2 separate regions of the Homo sapiens genome follow, and region 1 is linked to region 2. A link is a contact called in ENCODE Hi-C or POLR2A ChIA-PET data. All regions are on one chromosome and are shown on one strand. The core of a region is the stretch at or near the end of the contact, and the rest is flanking DNA. Distances in the headings are between cores, read along the strand shown. Region 1 overlaps LINC02487 (long intergenic non-protein coding RNA 2487). Region 2 has its middle 31 kb from the start of LINC02538.

What was found. A loop is a pair of places that touch in the nucleus more often than their neighbours do. ChIA-PET counts read pairs that join two places held with the same protein, here RNA polymerase II (POLR2A). Pooled maps may share reads with other maps.
Region 1: a loop to region 2 is called in a map of endothelial cell of umbilical vein, with 4 times the contacts of the local background. The contact joins two enhancer-like sites. A Hi-C loop is called at or near these places in 1 of 168 maps with a recorded cell type or tissue (endothelial cell of umbilical vein) and 3 of 50 pooled maps. POLR2A ChIA-PET finds 5 or more read pairs at or near these places in 3 of 52 experiments (B cell, HEK293T and HepG2).

What each region holds. Positions count from the first base shown.
Region 1 is chr6:167,681,850-167,684,553 of GRCh38, forward strand. LINC02487 (long intergenic non-protein coding RNA 2487) reads right to left here. Exons shown (of 7, transcript NR_117092.2): 4 at 1,871-2,396; 5 at 1,259-1,320; 6 at 484-598; 7 at 1-88. The region is part of intron 1 of LOC124901465 (a long non-coding RNA gene); the gene reads left to right. Among named protein-coding and RNA genes, the nearest start is that of LINC02538, 4.0 kb to the left of the region's middle. Within about 2 kb of position 1,267, at least 17 of the 41 ENCODE cell types and tissues checked have a DNase peak (open chromatin) inside an H3K27ac peak, as active enhancers do.
Region 2 is chr6:167,646,549-167,649,248 of GRCh38, forward strand. No RefSeq gene overlaps it. Among named protein-coding and RNA genes, the nearest start is that of LINC02538, 31 kb to the right of the region's middle. RefSeq lists a silencer at 1,147-1,347. Within about 2 kb of position 1,316, at least 2 of the 41 ENCODE cell types and tissues checked have a DNase peak (open chromatin) inside an H3K27ac peak, as active enhancers do.

The sequences.
Region 1 (2,704 bases), core at 17-2,516, 35 kb after region 2:
TTGCTTCACAGCAGCCTCTTCACACCAGCCTCTCATCTTCATACCTTCTCTGAGGGTCTTGCTCATGGTGGCTTTGTCAGGAGATGCTCTGGGGGAGGAGGAAGCAGAGCAAAGCCCACCAGTGACACAGAGTGAACCATAAAGGTGAAGACAGTCATGCCCAGAGAACCAGGGATGCAGAAGTTCATGGAAGCTGGAGTTTGGGGCAGGAAGCATCTGGAAAAACATGAGTCTCCTCTTTCCCCGCCCTCACCATCACCCCCAAAACATGGATATCCTCAGAAATATCTGGGAGGATCCTGGATTTCCCACATGCAAAGATAGGGGATCAGGTCCAGAAGGCACAGCTGTGCTCAGGGTGCCTGTGTTTTGTGAACTAACTCAACAACGGACAGCGCGAGATACACAGAGCCACACTGTGGCTGGGAGCCTGGCCGCCGTCTTCCTGATCCCTGGGGCCGATGGCCAGAAGGGCTTTCTTACCAGGTGCTTCCCAGGAGCCTGGGAGGAGGTGACGCTGAGCACAGACACCACATCCTGCAGCCGTCCTTGGTCCCGTCTCAGCAGGCATTCCCAACAGAGACCCCACCGAGAGCTGCTGGGAAGGCAAGGAGATGTGGGTCATCGTCATCAGCTAAATGGAGGGTGGCATTCTGCTTCTACCATCCAGCCAGTGCCACAGATCAAAGAGAAATAAGCTCGGCAATTTTCCTGCCATCATTTTGTTTTGAGATAAGGAAATTATCCACAATCCAATTATGAGGTGTAATGTCACATTCTTTTTTTTTTTTTTTTTGAGTCGGGGGGGACACGGTCTCACTCTCTTGCCCAGGCTGGAATGCAGTGGCACAATCTCAGTTCGCTGTCACCTTGACCTCCTGGGCTCAAGCAGTTCTCCCACCTTGGCCTCCAAAGTAGCTAGAACTAAGCAATCCATCCACCTTGGCCTCCCAAAGTGCTGGAATTACAGGCATGAGCCACTGCACCCAGCCCATAATGTTGCATTCTAATGTGATAACAAATTGAGTCAAAGTGTGTCCATTTCCTCCAAATTTGTTTGGAACAAAGAAAGTCTTTCATAACTTGGTCATATTAGATATTTGTAAAATACAGTTTTGATGAACACAACCCTTAGTGGCCCTTAACGGAAGTACTTGTGGCTGACAACAAACTCAACATCCCTGGGAATTTTGCTCAAAGAGTTGCCACAGTGCCAGGATGAGTTTAGGGGAATGCCATGCTGGCCACGCCTGCTCACCTCTGTCCATTCCACTGATAAAGGGCCAAGTCCAAAGGATTCCTGCCTTCTGTAGCTGAAATCTAAAAATGGAAACGCTCTGTGTGAGTCAGCATCAGATGTACAATTGGGATGTGTTCGCACAGCCGCTTCATTCCGGCCTGAGAACAAGAGCACTTTGTTTCCTGTTTGCTAAGGAGGTCAAGGTCCCCTGGCCGTCTGCGTGTGGGTTTCCCTGTCTCAGACAACTGTGCTGTGAAAGTTTCTTCAGTGCATGATACTGGCCCCCCTCCTGCCTCTGGACAGAAGCCTGTCATTATTGTCACCGGTGAGGAGACATTTGTCCCCCATCACGCATGAGGGACGGAGAAGAGAACTCCTGGCATTCCACAGGGGATGGAGGGATGGGGGTGCAGAGCCACCCGCTGGCCCTCAGCCCTGACTCCCAGCCTCTGAAAAACAACTCTACGACAAATCCTCCTTCTGAGCCTCCACTCAGTGTGCACATGAGTGGCTCCTGTCAGCGGGAGCTCCATGGGAAGCTTCTAAATACGGAAAAAGTGGAAATGGCATGTTGCCATGCAAATGTGGCCCCACTAGACGTTTGTCCCAAAATGGAGCATCCTAGAGTACCCATTCTTCATCTCTGCCTTGGGAAGATGTTCGCCCAAGCGCTTGCTTGATTTGCAGATAGAAACGTTGTCCCCACTCTTGTGTGCAGTTCAAAGACTTCACACTTGACAACTGAGAGTCCACCAAAGGGAGAAGTCGGACCAGCCCCCAGCCAAACACGGGAGAAAATAAGGACTTAGGAAAACCAGCACTGAGGCCTGGAGGCCTGGAGCTCCAAGGGGCAGGTCCCATGAGCATCCCGTTCCACGTGGTTTTCACCAGCTTAAGTCCCATCATTGGCACATTCCTTTCTGAAAAAAAAAAAAATCAATTTTCATGGCAGCTAAAGCACGATGCATAGTTCAGGATTCTGTGTCCATCCAATGCTAGCTGCAGATCCAAGCCCGAGTCCCCTCCCTTCGGTGTTGAACATCCACACTGCGCTGGAATGTGGTCAGCAGCGTTCACAGTTGTATCTTTAAATGAATCTTGTTTCTGGCACTCAGGAGTTCATGTCCAGGAGGGCTCTGATGGGAGTCAACTCCATCTAGGAAAAGTAGAAACACCTGAAACATAGTACTTTGCAAATTTTAAAAAGAAAAGACATACCTGTATTAATCCATTCTTGTGTTGCTATAAAGAAATACCTGAGACTGGGTAATTTATAGAGAAAAAAGGTTTGATTAGCTCATGGTTCTGCAGGCTGTACAGGATGCATGACTGGGGAGGTCTCAGGAAACTTATAATCATGGTGGAAGGCAAAGGGGAAGCAGGCACATCTTCGCATGGTGGAGCAGGAAGAAGAGAGGGAGTGAAGGGGGAGGTGCTACACACTTTCAAATAACCAAATCTCCT
Region 2 (2,700 bases), core at 66-2,565:
CCGCAGAGTAGGGGAGCCCCCAGAACCCAACCATGCATCTGTCTCCGTCCACACACATGGGACCCTGTGGACCGGGGTGCACAGCACAGGCAACATACGTGAGGAAGGGTAGAGAGATGCTTCCCATTGAGCCAAGGACCATGCCTTCCTCCTGCGGGACAGTTTGTGATCACCATCACCCACAGGACCGTCTATACACTGACCTGAGCGGTAGTAGTGTGGTTCACCTTGAGATTGTATTTTCTACATTTTTACAAAGCAAGTAAAAATAAAAGAATAAACATAAACAGAACATCTGGCACCAGAGAAAGAAATTCAGACAATTCACAAAGTTGCGAAGGAGGGGAGACAGACACCTACACGAATTTGTTACAATTGTTATAAACTTTCTTAATATCTCACTGTCTGGACACTTGAGTCATTAATTCACTTTTTATCACAGAAAAGTTTAATATTGGACTTTAATTTCTTCAAGTCTTTTTGATCAAGAAACCTCAATATTACATCACAACCTCAGATTTTTATCAATCCAACTTCCTGTAAGCCAACAAAGAATATTAGAGAATTCAATGGAATTAATAGTAAAAATCGTCCAAATGAGATTTTTAACTTTCCCCCAAATTTTAAGTTAAGCTGTTTCTTTAGTTTCACATTATTGGGCTGCCAAAGAGCCAACTCGTGAAGGCATCAACACATCTGGAGTATCCTGCAAGTTAACGGGAATACCATGTCCACACTTCACTTCCACCTTCAGGGCTCCCATGGTGACTCCCAGTCATTGCTAGCCCAGGATCAGAAGTTTATATTTCCTCAAAAAACCAACACTGATCATTCAAAAAATAAAGAGAAAAGATGCAAATTTTGACTGAGTTTGGTAAGCCATGCCATGACTCCAAAACCGTTTTTGCATTTTGTGACCAATTTACAGAAACAGGAAGGAAGCACAGTCACATTCCTCTAGATGACTCAAGGAATAGAGTTTAACAAAGCTCCCACAGTAGGGTGTGATTTTGTCAGAATACAAAAAAGCTGATCAATGGCTGCTTTTTCATTTGGACCTAAATAGGACTGGGGCCAGCGATTAGTTCTGGATTCCAGGGGCAGAGGAAAGCATGCTGACCGGTGCACACATTATCGTTGTCCAGGGGCAGAGGGGAGCATACTGACCGGTGCACACATTATCTCTATTCAGGGTTAGAGGAGAGCATGCTGACCAGTCCACACTTTATCACTGTCCAGGGGCAGAGGAGAGCATGCTGACCAGTGCACACACATTATCACTGTCCAGGGGCAGAGGAGAGCGTGCTGACTGGTGCACACATTATCACTGTCCAGGGGCAGAGGGGAGCATGCTGACTGGTGCGCACGCATTATTGCAAGGAGAGCATGCTGACCGGTGCACACATTATCGCTGTCCAGGGTTAGAGAGGAGCATACTGACCAGTGCGCACACATTATCGCTGTCCAGGGGCAGAGGACAGCATGCTGACCGGTGCACACATTATCGCTGCCCAGGGTTAGAGCAGAGCATGCTGACCAGTGTGCACACATTTTCGCTGCAGCTCATTGTAGTTATGGGGAGTTTTTCACTTTGCTTTTCATTTTGCAGCTGAATGCATGTGAGACAAATGTCCCTACCTGAAGGCTCCTTGAGCTCCTGGCCCAGACCCTTCGATGACCACCGCCGTGAAGGTCATTGGTCTTCCAGGAAGGGAGCCAGGCCCCCTGGGCCTCTTTCTCCTGGGGGGTGTGGCTCAGCAGCCCCCACTGGAGCTCATTACTGAGCAGCTTCTCCCTAAGCCTGAGGCACCCCTCCCTTCCTTTTCTGTCTCCTTCTGTACCCAGTGATTGGCCACCTCCACTTTTTCTTGGGAGTTGGTGGGCAAGAAGGGAAGAGGAGTTAGATCATGGCCAATTCAACTCCTTTTGAGACATTTCAATAAATTTGAATAATTTATTTCAATAAGGAACTGTGCCCTCCTCCTTTGCAGCTCAGAAATGCTGAGATTTGAGAGTCGGTCTAGCACCCAGCACCGAGGCCACTCTCTGTTGGGTCTAAGAATCCCTTCAGGGCCTGGGAGACACCCAACTGTGTCCTTTTCCAGAGTTCTTTGCACTGTTTTCCACTCCTCTTCCCCCAACTGTTCTGGAAACAAGTGCCAAAGTACATGCCACATGGAAGTAGCTGATAACCAGCTCCGTGTTTCCTGCTAAACTGGGACAATTGAAAGTTAAATTTTCACATAAACCATTGCCCCAGCTGGGGCAGACCCCAGGCCTGCCTGAGATTTATTTCTGCAAAGTCCTGGAAAACCCAGTAAACAGTATGAGAGTCCCCACAGTTGTGCGGTTGTGAGGAAAGCAAAAATTATGAAGCTGTCCACCAATAAAGGGACAGCCAGACACCCCTCTCTGCTTCAATGTCATGTCTGACTCTGCCCAGTGTGGCTACGTCTTTGGAAGTCAGTGCATCACGGAGCTGTCGCTGCAACAGGCTGTGGGACAGGTGACTCCAAAACTCCAACCTATGCCAGGAAACTCGATTCTGTGCTCACAACCTGCAGGTCCACAGTGGTTCATGTGATTAAAACTGACCCGGGATAGGCCGGGCACGGTGGCTCACAGCTGTAATCCCAGCACTCTGGGAGGCCGATGTGGGCAGATCACCTGAGGTCAGGAGTTCAAGACCAGCCTGGCCAA